2 separate regions of the Mus musculus genome follow, and region 1 is linked to region 2. The links are chromatin contacts, found by Hi-C or POLR2A ChIA-PET in ENCODE. All regions are on one chromosome and are shown on one strand. The core of a region is the stretch at or near the end of the contact, and the rest is flanking DNA. Distances in the headings are between cores, read along the strand shown.

Region 1 (6,282 bases), core at 2,985-5,484, 710 kb after region 2:
AAATTCTTTCCTACCTACAAAGCTGATATCCATTACATCATGGAATAGTCTCATAAAACAAAACAAAGACCAGTCAGCAAGATGGCTCAGCAGGTAAAGGTGCTTGCCACAGAGTTGATGGCTTGCCTTTCATTCCCATCTACCCAGATGGTAGGAGAGAGCTGTCTCTTGTCAAGGGACAGCTGACTCTATTTTTCTTTTTAGTTAGATGATGTTAGACGTTTATCATGTCCTTGTCTAGAGGTCACCTTGGTTTTTTGTTTGTTTGGTTTTTTGTTTGTTTGTTCTTCTGCAATAATCTTGTGAATTACACGTTGTAAATTCTTTCCAAATTTCTGAGTATTGACTGGTCATAAAATGTTTCATGATATGTTAATTGTCTGACCATAAACTCATAAGATGTACCTTACTCGTGATCATGAAAATAGCTGCAAAATCTTGTTTTGTTTTTTAATTACTTGCTCGCTTAATACAAAAGTGTCCTCTTGCTTCTGGCCTGTGCTTCCAGGGAACTAAGGACCCAGAGCCGCTGGGCAGCCCTTGAACAGAGCTGCAGACCTAAGGGAATGGAGGGGAAGGCAGAGTGGGCTCCAGGAGGCTTGACCCAACAGCAGAATTAGCATATGAGAAACAGTTAAGCCCCAATCCCATCCTATCCTGCTGGAGCCTGTACAGAAACAGAGGCATCCAGAGTGCCTACAGGGACCCGTATATTATTTTTTTAAGATTTATTTATTTATATTATGTATGTGAGTACTCTCTCTGTAGGTGTCTTCAGACACACCAGAAGAAGGCATCAGATCCCATTACATAAGGTTGTGAGCCACCATGTGGTTGCTGAGAATTGAACTCAGGACCTCTGGAAGAGCAGTCTGTACTCTTAACCACGGAGCCATCTCTCCAGCTCCAGTATGTTCTTAAAATGCACGCACCTGTGTAGAGACTGTATGTAGAACTACATGTAACCAATACAGCATGCACCGAAAAGCTATGTAACTGCCCCCCAAAACCCATGAAGTGTGACATAAAATCAGTCCCTTGCACACATTGTTTCATTGTGTGTCAGCCATCCTTTGTTGTCATTGTGTGTCAGCTGTCCCTTGTACACACTGTGTCTCTGTGTGTCAGCCATTCCTTGTACGTTGTGTCATTGTGTGTCAGCTGTCCCTTGTACACATTGTGTCATTGTGTGTCAGCCGTCCCATGTACACACTGTGTCACTGTGTGTCAGCCATCCTGGAGCTTTCTTCTCCTCTGTCCACTTCCATCTGCAGTAATAGACTCCTTTTGCTTGTTTGTTTTTCTTGACAGGGTTTCTATGTGTAACGTCTGTAAGAGCCCTGGCTGTCATGGAACTCTCTCTCTGTAGACCAGGCTGGCCTGGAACTCACAGAGATCGGCCTGCCTCTGCCTCTCCAGTGCTGGAATTAAAGCTTTGTGCCACCAATTTATTCCTTAAATTTTCCTATTTGCTACTTACTGTTCACATATCTCTGTCCAATTTCTTGTCCCAGGACACAGAACCCTGCAGTTTAAAGAAGAGGAGCTGGGCGGTGGTGGCACACGCCTTTAATGCCAGCACTTGGGAAGCAGAGGCAGGCGGATTTCTGAGTTCGAGGCCAGCCTGGTCTACAAAAGTGAGTTCCAGGACAGCCAGGGCTATATGGAGAAACCCTGTCTTGAAAAAAACAAAAAAAAAATAAAAATAAAAAATTAAAAAAATAAAATAAAGAAGAGAAGGAGAAGGAGGAGGAGGAGGAAGGGGAGGTAGAGAGGGAAAGGGGGTAGGGGTAGGGGGAGGAGGGGGAGAGGAGAGGGGGAGGAGGGGAAGAGAAGGAAAAGGGCCTAACATTCCTCCTTGAGCCCCTTGAGCCCCCTCGCACAGGCATTACTAGCATGGCTTTGTTGGAGGAGCAGGTCACTGGCCCCTTTCTCTGTTCTTAATGTGGCCTCATGACATTCAGAATGCTGTCAATCAGCTGCAGAAAGGAAGAGATTGTACAGTGAGCCAAGCCTAGAAGCTTCCTTAGCCTCCCACCACTTCCCTGACACCCCAGTGCTCATCTGGGTATCCCCTTCATCTGGAGGAACTCAGGGGAAAGAAGCCTTGCCGCTAGCAGCCAGTCAGCAGACCTCATTCCACTGCATCCCACAGGGAGCGGTGTACATGGGGCAGACATGGCCTATGTGTAATCAGACTGAAGCCCCACTAGGAACTCTGGGGCAGAGCCCTTCTTCAGAGACTGAGCAGCCCAAGAGCTTCAGGGGACCAGAATCAATAAAAGGAGACTTGGTTCTTGGGAAAACTGCTAAGTGGCTAGATCAAGCCTTGCCTGAAGCTTGCTTTGATTGTAGGTGCCCCTCCCCCACCCCAAGAATGAATAAACCCCTCTACATTCTGCTAGTCAGTCTGAGCTTCTACTTTTCAGTCTATGTCCAAGAAACAACCCAGAGTCAGCATAGCAGCAAGAGATGTGAAGCATAGCAATCAGTGGTGAAGCTGGCGACTAGAGGGTTAAATCAACCAAGATTTTCTTTGCTCTGAGCCAAAATATTGAACTTCATGCAGCAACAGGAAGCCCTGCTTAAATACTTAAAAAAAAAAAAAAAAGTAGCCTGCCTGAATTTGTGTTAGGAAGTTAGCTCTGATGGCCCGGGAATGACAGATGGGAGGGGTACTTGAAGCAAATAACTGGGTTTTTTTGTTTGTTTGTTTCTGTTCCTTGTGGTTGTTTTGTTTTATTTTGTTTGAGACAAGGTCTCAGTACATAGCCCTAACTGGCCTGGAACTTGCTGTGTAAACCAGGCTGGCTTCCAGCTCACAGACATCCACCTGCCTCTGCCTCTTTGAATGCTTTGGATAAAAGCGTGCATCACCATTCCTGGCCCCAAGCTTGTTTTGGTTAAGTAATAAGCCCAGGTATTTTATCAAACCACCCCAGATGTGGCTGGCTGGGAGGGGGCCGCAGGCAGCTCCTTTAGCGACCTTTCTCTCTTCTCCCCTGAGAGCTTGTAGTACACAGCAGAGAGGCCAAGAACCCACACCGCTGCTCCTCAGAGAACGGCGCTTAGAATCTGTTTTTGCTAAAAAGGCATGGGTTGCTCACTTCAGCTCACAAAGCTACTGCAAGCGGGAAGGGAACCTGGAATCTCTCCTTCGCGCTGGCATCTGCTTGTCCTGCTGGCCTCCAGAAGTGTCCAACCTATCCTGTGGCCCTCAAGGCTGAAAGGCACAGAGAAAAATCACTGTGTGAAACCTGCAGTCACCTTGGACACCAGGAATAGCAAAACCTGGAAAGATCCCCTTAAGGGAGGACTTCTTCAGGCCACCTTGTAGGACAGGACTGAGACACTAACCAACCAGCCCATACCCTGACCAGGACTTGACCAACCAGCCCACACCCTGACTGCTCCTTTGTACAGACCACTTGCCTCTGTGGTAATTCTTCCTCTGTCCCTCCCCCGTTCCCCCCCCCCCCACCAGTCACTGGGCCCCTTATCTAGTCCTCTCCCCAGCATGGCCCCACTAAGCAAACCCAGCTCTTTCTCACTGTTTCTCTTTTTCATTGGTGTTCTGGGGACAGGAGAAGTCATTTCTTCTGGACCGTCAGAGCTCAGGCTTTTGCCCTAAAAACTTCAGTAGCACTCAAGATGTGATCCAGTTGTTCAGACATTTCAAGAAACAGAAGGCTCATCATTTTACATTTTAAAGCAAGTTCTTACAGCTTTTTAAACGTGTGCATAGCGACTTCTCCTTTAAGTGATCAGATAAAGGACTACAAATTGCTTTGTTTGAACTTTTGACTCAGGGCCTGCCTTCTCTGCTGTAGCGGTGCCAACTGCTCCAGCCTCCCCTTGGGCCGACAGTGGCAGGGCTGTGTGCATCACCGCTCTCTCTGTGCCCTGTGCTGTAGCAGCCCCTCAGCTCCACCCACTCCCTTGTCCTAGGACCCCCTCCCATGGCACTCCAAACTGTCTCATTTGCATGATTCCAGTTGCTTTCCTCCAGCTGAAAACTCTTAGAGGATATTTTTTTAGTAGTATGATTAAGAAACAAGAGCCAAAGAAAAAGACCAAAAAAAAAAAAGAAACAAGAGCCCTGGCTCACAACCATTCTCTCCTAGTCCTGTCTCTCCACACAGCCGAATATGGGTAAATCAGTCTCTCTGATGCCGATTTCCCCTTTGGCTTCTAGAAATAGAAGCTTAAAACACACCCAGGGGTTTCCAACCCAGAGAGGTCCACAGAAGCTTCTGGTTTCACTGGCTACCGGCTTCCTGTCTGAGTCACAGAGAACTAGGCCCAGCAGTGACTCATTAGTGTCATGACACCCTTGCCATTGGTACCATCATGGTGCTGCTGAGCTGCCCTGGTCTCCAGGCTAGTTGGAGCCTCCCAGACAGGCAGCAGGGACCAGCAACAGAATACAATGGGTTGACCTTGAGGGCAGGAAACCAAACCAGAAGCCATGAGTTTCAGAAGAACCTCCTCCATGTCCACCTGCCTCTGGCCAGAAGACCTTCCCCCAAGCAGCCTCGAGTCTGCATGAGACACTCACTGATACAGGCAAAAGGGCCACACGTGCCCTAGGACATGGATGCGATGAACCCATTTGGGAAAATGCTCATCATCTGAGAGACAGGAGAGGGTACGATGCTAAGGCACAGTCCCAAAGACTACCGGGCCAAAGAGAAGCAGCTACCATCTTGCCCAGGCCCAAGCATGGCAGCAGGGTCAGCGGAGAATTCCTTTCCACCATCTATGTTTATGCTGAGCCCTTTCCTACGTGTGACCACATAGGTGTGCGACTCTGTTCTGTGCTCTCGCTGTATGGCTGTGACTGCAGCGCCTGGATTGACACCTACAGGGCAATAATGTTCCACGAGCAATTGGATTTTTTTTCTCTGTCCAGAAAAGAAGCAAGTCAGGTTAAAATTAAGCATAGAGCCATAGCCCATTGATCTTGTAGTAAAAAAATCTAAGTAGATAAAAGTTCAAGGTTAATCCTGGTACCCCTTTCTCTGCCACAGGAAGGATGCTGCTTGGACTGAGAGGGAATTGGGGTTCAGGATTTGGCCTCTAGGGATTGTGTGACATAGTCTCAAGTCCTTACCTGAGGCAAACTTGGAGAGTTTCATACAAGCTTGGAAAAGGAAGAGACACTGGCGCCATTATCTCCACCTAGTATGTCTAACAGGTTTCCAAGACAAGAACGTGTGTGTGTGTATATGCGCGTGTGAGTATGAGTGTGTCTGAGTATGTATTTGAATTCTGGGTGCAGAGAAGAAACTCTTGTGGGGCTTACACGGGTCCCCAACACTGGGAAAGTAGAGATAGGCAGAAGCTACAGAAGAAAGCCATCCGCTTCCTAGACATTGGTTTTGCTTCAGATCTTAAATGTCCCCCAAAGGCCCATGTATTGAATGGTTGGTTCTTAGTTGGTGACCTTATTGGGTGGTAGTGAAACTTTTAGGAGGCAGAGCCTCATAGGAAGTAGTTTATGTCACTAGGGGGACATACTCTTCAAAGTGGGGTATTGGTTCCTCAGACACCCTCTGTCCCTTTTCTGCTTGGGCACTACAACAAGCAGCTTTGCTCAAACATGTGCTCCTAGCTATGACATTCAGCTGTCTACAGGGCCAACGGGATAAGATAAACCTTTCTTCCCTGTAAGCCCTTTCCCTTAGGTAACTTGTCACAGCAACAGAAAGCTAACGTGATCTCTCTAAAGCCTCTGAAAGAGTCAGTGTTATGACGATGCAGAAGGTGCATTAACATGAGCTCAGCACAGGAAAGCTAGTGGGCACCCTGGTCAAATGTGCTCTTTTCCAGGAGACTTGCCTCCTGTTCTTACAATACGAGGAGAATGGAGCTCAGCTTTGATTAGGACAGGAGCACCTGAGGGTCCTCTAGTGTAAAATAACTATAATAAAATAAAATAATCCAAGAGCCAGGAACAGCGGTGTAGGTCCTGAGTTTCAGCTACTGAAAAGGCTGAGGCAGGAGCCTCCCCTGAGCTCAGGAGTTCAAGACTAGCTTGAGCAACATACCGAGATCTTATCTCTTAAAAAACCAAGATAAGAGGCTCAAAAGATATCACATCCAGGAAAGAGCTTTACCACTCAGAATGAAGACCTGAGTGAGATCCGAGAAACCAATGAGAAAAAGCCACAGCATTGGTGGTGCCCAGCTTGTGAGCTCAGTGATGGGGAGGCAGAGGCAGGAAGATCCCTGGGACTTGATGCCAGTCAGTCTAGCTTAATTAGGGAACTTCAGGCCAAA
Region 2 (6,889 bases), core at 4,262-6,761:
CACAAACCGAGCCTTCGGAAAATATGACCCAAAATTTATTTTAGTTTTAGTTTAAATTAAATTTGTTTAAATTGTTTGCATCTGGCAATCTATCATAACAACAAAAAACAACATACAATAATGTGTACCTGGACAATACTAAAATGCCTCTTACTATCTATCCCTCAACCCCACCGACTGATACCTTAGTAAGCCAGGTTGTACATCAGGTCAAAGAAAAGCAGTTTTTAGAAAAAGGCCTCTTAGCAGATCGCTTTGTTGTGGTCATTGAAACTTCACACCATGGGTTACATTTGCAGTCAGCATCCGACATGGATTTTTTTTTACAGATCTGGGTGTGCTGATATATTTTATCTCCTAGGTCTGTCTAGTTTCTCGACGTGAGGAACCCAAATGTCCTCAGCTCACAAGGACTGACCAGGTCTTGGCAAACTGATTTCACCAAAATGTTGAAGAAGTTGCTTGAGGAAGCTGAATAACTAGTTATTCACTTAGAATGAGAGAGATGACATTTAATATTTAATTGATATGAAGACTAGACTTTAGACAGCCTGAACATTATCTTCTTCATAAGAAAATCTACCGAGGAAACTTAATTAAGGTAAATTGGAGAAATTTAAGATGAGACACATGGTCCCGGATAGTTGCGTGGCTTGTTTTCACAGAACTAACATGGGCAGATGACTCAAGTGCAGAAGTGCAGTGGTTGGTTCTGCAGGTCACAGCGCCCTTTCCAACGGACAGCCACAGGCTTCAGAAATCCTTATTAAATGGGTATAGTGGCACAACCCATGATTCCAGCATTCAAAAAACCGAGAAAGTATGGTTCAGAATGCCACACCCACTCCAGGGAAGTCTGCATGACAAGTCCAAAAGCTTGGCCGCAGTCCTGAGGCAAAAAGTTTCACGGAAACTGGTCACCTGGAGTCTTTGGTGTCCCATAACATGGCTGTGGTCCAGATTGGTCCTTGTGATAGTGGTAAAGGGTTCTGCATGCTTACCTTCGGCATTGTTTTATTATAGGTGCCCCCAAGGAATGATTTGACAGTTAGCTAAGTTAGATTGAACATTGCTTCCTGGCCTTCACCAGTGTCTTGATATTCTAGGCAGTCGTTGAGCCGACCCTGGGCTTGAAATTTCATAAGAATGTTACTTATTCAGACGGAGTGCCTTCAGAGAGATAGAGAAAGAAATCAGGCATTGCAGTTTACTAGATAGGAGCTAGAAATCACAGGGCTAGTTCAACAAAGTAAACTTAGAATTCTCATTACCCTCACGTAAGGCAGACTACATTACATAATAGTAGAAAGAAGGTGGGTTGTGGTTTAAGGAGGGACTAGAGTATTGTATTATTCATGAAAAGGTTAACAGAATGGAACTTCCCTGGGGTATGTTTTTCACTAGGCCCAAAGGAATAGCATAATTAGGTGTTTACTAAGGGACCCCTGGTGGTGGGTTATACAGTAGACTAGGGCGGGGCGTAGGTGCGGGGAAAGGGAATAGCAGAAAACCCGAGTCCCACCAGAGTTCCCGTGCTCTGGGCAGGCAGACATGGGAGGACTGCCTGCATGCTTCCCACGTGACCCGGGTGGGTGTCTGGCTGTGTGAAGTCACTGATCCAAGCTTGGCGGGCGGTGGCACCAGGTTCCCAGCTTCCGGCATCCCATGCTGAATACCGCAGAGGAGCTGAGAACAGAATGGGGGCCCTGGGGCAGAACTGAGCCCCAGGGCCGAAGGGAGGAGGGGGCAGGGCTAGAGGGCACTTGATGGTTCCCACACGGGTGAGAATCCTTGGACCGTACAGTGTCTGGAGCACAGGATGGCCTTCTGGTGGGAGGTTAGATGAGGCTTGTTAAGAGAAAGCCCATCCCAGTCTATGGTTTTAGAGATTTATTGTAGAAAGGCAGGGGGAAGGAGAGAAGGCAGAAAGAGGAAGAGAGGCTGGCCATGTCCAAGTAGGGGGAGGGGGGAGAGGAGGGCTAAAAAAAGAGTAAGAAAGGTAAAAGCTTAAAGAGAGTGAAGAAAGGCCAAGCAGCCCCTCTTATAGTGCACTGGGCTATCTTACTGTTGCCAGGTAACTGTGGGGAGGAGCATACCTAGCTGTAGTCTGTGGAGGTGGAGTCTATTGCCAAAAGCTTGGGACATTGTCTGAGTGACTGGTAGTCACAGAATTATGGAGTTGGGGGGCTCTGTGGTTTCAGGCACCTGATTCTGAGAACATGGCTCACTTTCCCATCCCTTGTAGAGATCTCTACTGGGTTGCCAGAGCAAGCCCCATTCAACCAAAATAGGCTGCCTATCACAGTCCCACAGACTAGAATTGCACCTGGGTGTATAGCCCTCTCATCTGGCTCCTAAGAATAGCTGACTTTAGATAGAGCTGACTGTATCTCAGTTGTAAACACTGCCTGGTTCCTGTTAGCTTTTATGTATGCATTCCTCTGTTTTGTGTAAAGAGTCATTATGTATCAGATAACCTCAATGTACCTTGACTAATGTATCACCTAACTTCTTAGTTTCCTTCTGTATTATAAGTCTGATGCTTGCTTTGAGAAATTACATTCAGATCCAACACTCTCTTGTGTTTGTGTCTGTTTGTCACTCACTGATTCCTTGTCCACGTGAGTCCCAGGACCTTGATTTCTCCCAAGGGTTGAGGGACCAACTGAGCCAGCCCGTGGCACCAGAGGATTGGGAGTTTGAGGCCGGCTTGTGCTGCAAAGTGAGAATCTGAGTGAGTGAGTGAGTGAGTGAGTGAGTGAGTGAGTGAGTGCATATAATCCTAGCACTTGACAGGTAAAGGCAGGAGAATTATGAGCTCTGGATCATCCTTAGCAATGGACTGACTTATACAGTCCAGGTCAGTCTGGACTACAAAAGACTTTGTTCCACAAAAGAGAAGAAAAATATGGGAAGAAATCCTTACATGCTTGCACAACAGATAATTCCCACATCCTCGTGTATGTATTCAAATTGCTTTCATCGTTTAGGTTGATTTCAACATGACTCAGAAGACAGCCACTAGAATCTAGAACCTATGAACCAAACCACTCCGAAGAGCTCTGTCTGCATAAAGAAAATGTGGCTGCAGAGAGATGGAGTCTGTGGATCAGTTGGGTATCTTTAATCCCTTTCTTTTTTATTATTAATTAATCATCTTACTTATTTACATCCCAAATGTTGCCTCCCTTCCCTTTTAGTCCCTTTCAAAAGTCATTTACTCAACCTCTGCCCCTGACCTCACATGTCAGACCTGTCTAGATAAAACTTACGGGGATGAATCACCAAGCACCACAGACCTCCAGCCTGTAACCACCCTAAAGCCCAGAATGGAGTTTAGACAGTACCTGAAACCTATAGCAGAAATTGTATCCTGCACTCCCAGATGTGCCTGCCAGGAACTCACACTGATGGATTAGTGTGAGTTAATTGGTTAGCCTATTGACTTAGGACTTTGTTCTGTGCCTAGGAAAGTTCATGTAACCTCTTGGCAATCAGTGATGTCATTTAGAGGTAATTTGAATCCATGCTCCCAGGCCATGGCCACTCATATTTGACTCAGAATAAACGCTTTCCTTATTTCCCTTAAAGAAGAGCTGTTACTTTACATCAAGGAACCCATCTCTAGTGGATGTTGCTCCTTGCTCCCCCAACACCCATCTCTCTGCCTTCCTTCTTGACAGAATTTTGATTTAGTTCAAGTATTGTGTTCCTCAAAATCAATAGACTATTGTGTCTCCTGGGACATCAGCCTGGGTTCACTTTCCTCCTGTGAACTATCAATTACGATGTCTTTATTTTTCTGTAATTTTTTGACTATGTATTTATATAACCATCAATTATGACATCATTATTATGATATGGCTGGACCATCTTGCTCAAGCTTAATGATAAAGCCATCGCCAGGAGAAGAGCTAACTGAGACAGGCTCTGTGCATGGCCTCTGTGCCTTCACCCCAACTCAGAGCTTCAGTGAACAGAGCTGGAGCTATCTTTACTACTTAAGTAGTTTGAACTCTGCTTTTGTTACTTGCAGCCGCCGGCCACCTGACTGACCATCCTCATCCGCGGACATCTGAAGAGACAGGCAGGCTCGGCTTGCTGTCCTGGGGCAAAACATAAGGCACTCATCTTCTTAAACAAAGTTATTCAGCTGGATTCTAAATATAGGGAGGGAACAGAGATCCCAGCAATGAAACCATGAATGAGCTTGTAAGTTCATTTCTTCCCTTCAAAAAGCTTCTCTAAACCCAGGAGAAAGGGCAAAGGAAGAAAGGTGAGCTGGTAAACGTGAGGGTGGGAAGTGGCGATGAGCTTCACGTCAGACAGCACACTCCAGTGTGTGAGAAGGTCGCATGTCAGCATGCTAGAGAGAGAGGATGGGATTACAGCACACTCCAATGTGAGAAGGTAGCAGAGTCAGCCTGCTAGAGAGAGAGGATGGGGTTATTCCTTGACAAGATGATTCGGCACAGATACGTGCTGTCAGAGCTAACGGGATGAATGTTTGATTCCCAGGACCCACAGGGTGGAAACAAAAAGTGGATTCCTCAAATTATCTCACACACACACACACACACACACACACACACACACACACACACAAATAAATGTAAAAGAAAAAATTAAATGTTATTATTCTAAAAGCCAGTCCCAAGATTACCCAGAATCCATCTACCTCCCCCATCAAATCTTTTCCAATTAAAGCTGCTAAAATTGGGGTGTGGAGGGGGCACTAGAGAGATGGCTCGGTAGAGGATCTAAAAGGTTTGATTTCAGCACCCACGTGGCACACACAACCATCTGTAACTCAATTCCCCAGGAATCTGAGACCCTCTTTGGGTTTCGACAGGTACTAGCCAGGAACAAGGTGCACAGACAGACATGCCGGCAAAATACCCACGCATATAAAATAGAATAATAAATTAAAAAGAAAAAAAACTGTTACAACCTTTCTTCGAAATGAAAAATGATAAGATACAAGTATTTTTACCCCTCCAGAAAAATACCTTTAAAATATTTCAATAACCAAAACAGGAATAAAACAGGGGAACAGATTGGGTAAAACAGCTGATACGACAATGTATAGAAGCCAATTTTAGAAAGAAGCTTGGATTTCATCTCTCAGATGCATTAAATGAAAGACTTTGCATAATGTGCAGCCAGAGGCTCCCCTCAGATTCTTCTGTTACATTTTGCCTAGGGAAGAGAAGATGTGCTTTCCAGCCTTTAAAGAGAGGTGGCTGTGAGCTGTGAGTTCCCAGAAAGGCCAGCAGACATACAGGTTAAGGATTCCACCCTGAGGGGCTGTCATATCACTAATGCCTGTCTTCTCCCTGCAGGCCACACTGCACAACACTCTGGCTAGGAAAACCTTCCTGATGATTGACACTCAACAGGTAATGTCATTGGTTCCCACAGGGGACAGGCTCCACAGTCCACCAGAGCTAAGAAGACACGGAGACAGAAGTGGCTCATTGCTGTGGCATGACACGCAAGAGAGAGCTCTTTATCACGCGGGTAGTCAGGAAACAGAAAGCTTGGACAGGAAACAGGGCCATGTACTTGCAAGGCCACCCCCTCAGGAGCCCACTTCCTCCATCTCCTAAAGATGCTGTCTCCCAAAATGACATCACCAGATGAAAACTACTGTTCACATATAAGCCTGTGGGGGTCACTTCATCTCTATATTATAGGAATACACAGACAGTACAAGTGGATGCCAGAGCCGAGTCTGCTGTAGTCCCCTGCCCATGACCTCTTGCCCTCACAGGAGACAGGTTTGGCTAAGCAGGGGTGGGGGCGGGTCATCAAGCGTGGGAGAGGGAGCAACTGTGCAGATTCTTCATTCCCCAGGCAAAGGCCTTTGCCACAGGTAGACAGTGCAGATGAAGTGGTCCTGGAAATACCCTCTGGCTAGTGTAGACTCCCACAGAAGCTAACAGTCAACAAGTCCTTAGCCAGCTCTCAAGTGCCCCAGTCGGACCTGAGCCAGATCCACCAATGGCCTCATCCTTTTTCTGAGGCCACCAGAACTCAGCCTGTCAAAGGGGAGCAAACTCTTTGGTTTTGGTTTTGGTTTTCAAGGTCTTTTATTCCCCATCCTTTTTTTTTTAAGGCTCACAATTTCTTATTTTAACCAAGAAGTATACATATTTGTATAAAATTTTCCTCCTAATTGATACAATCCCTCCTGGAGGAAAGAGGGAAGTGCCTATGTCCCAGAAACTCATAGACACTAAGTTCAAAACTTTACAAGACTCATGAGGCTTCTCTCCTCAAGCAGTGAGCGATTGCTAGGGAGGGAAGGGTCTCTGAGAGCCAGTCTGTCTGCTAGTCATGTAGAGAGTTGCCCTCATGCTGAGATGGGCCTTGTGGTGAGGTGGCCACCAATGATTCATTCATCCAGGCTCTTGTAAGATACAGCTCACCCATACTCCTGCAGAAAGCCCAACAAACTAATGGCTTCTCCAAGCTGGACACCAGTGGAGTGGACATCTATCTTGGATGAGTAGCAATGTGTCCATATGTTCCTAGAAAAGTTATATAACACTCAATGCCTTTCCTCCCAATCCAAGCAAATGAAATTGGGAAAACAGATCTAATCCTACCCATAAGGTGGCTGGGAATGCCTGTATGAGCACTAGGCAGAGCCCTGCAGCACAGCGCAGGTCACAAAGGGTGGCAGGGACAGAAGGAATTCCAGATCATATTTTTGGGTAAGATTCAACCTAATAAAAATGTTAAATCCCCCCAAAAACTTTTGCCTTGTTTCCTTTGGATAGGGTCAAACCCAAAAAGTAAGGTTTTCATTCAGGGGAACTCCTCTGGGCAATAAAACGGAGTAGATTACTGATACAGCATCCAGCATCGTGTGCAGGTCACACGG

Evidence for each region. A loop is a pair of places that touch in the nucleus more often than their neighbours do. ChIA-PET counts read pairs that join two places held with the same protein, here RNA polymerase II (POLR2A).
Region 1: a loop to region 2 is called in a map of regulatory T cell, with 3 times the contacts of the local background. The contact joins two enhancer-like sites. A Hi-C loop is called at or near these places in 1 of 37 maps with a recorded cell type or tissue (regulatory T cell). POLR2A ChIA-PET finds 5 or more read pairs at or near these places in 1 of 5 experiments (embryonic stem cell).

The regions. Positions count from the first base shown.
Region 1 is chr1:181,243,122-181,249,403 of GRCm38, forward strand. No RefSeq gene overlaps it. Among named protein-coding and RNA genes, the nearest start is that of Wdr26, 34 kb to the left of the region's middle. Within about 2 kb of position 4,235, at least 1 of the 3 ENCODE cell types and tissues checked has a DNase peak (open chromatin) inside an H3K27ac peak, as active enhancers do.
Region 2 is chr1:180,531,346-180,538,234 of GRCm38, forward strand. It overlaps Gm31986 (a long non-coding RNA gene), which reads right to left. Exons shown (of 4, transcript XR_001779573.2): 4 at 80-1,170. Among named protein-coding and RNA genes, the nearest start is that of Parp1, 34 kb to the right of the region's middle. Within about 2 kb of position 5,512, at least 1 of the 3 ENCODE cell types and tissues checked has a DNase peak (open chromatin) inside an H3K27ac peak, as active enhancers do.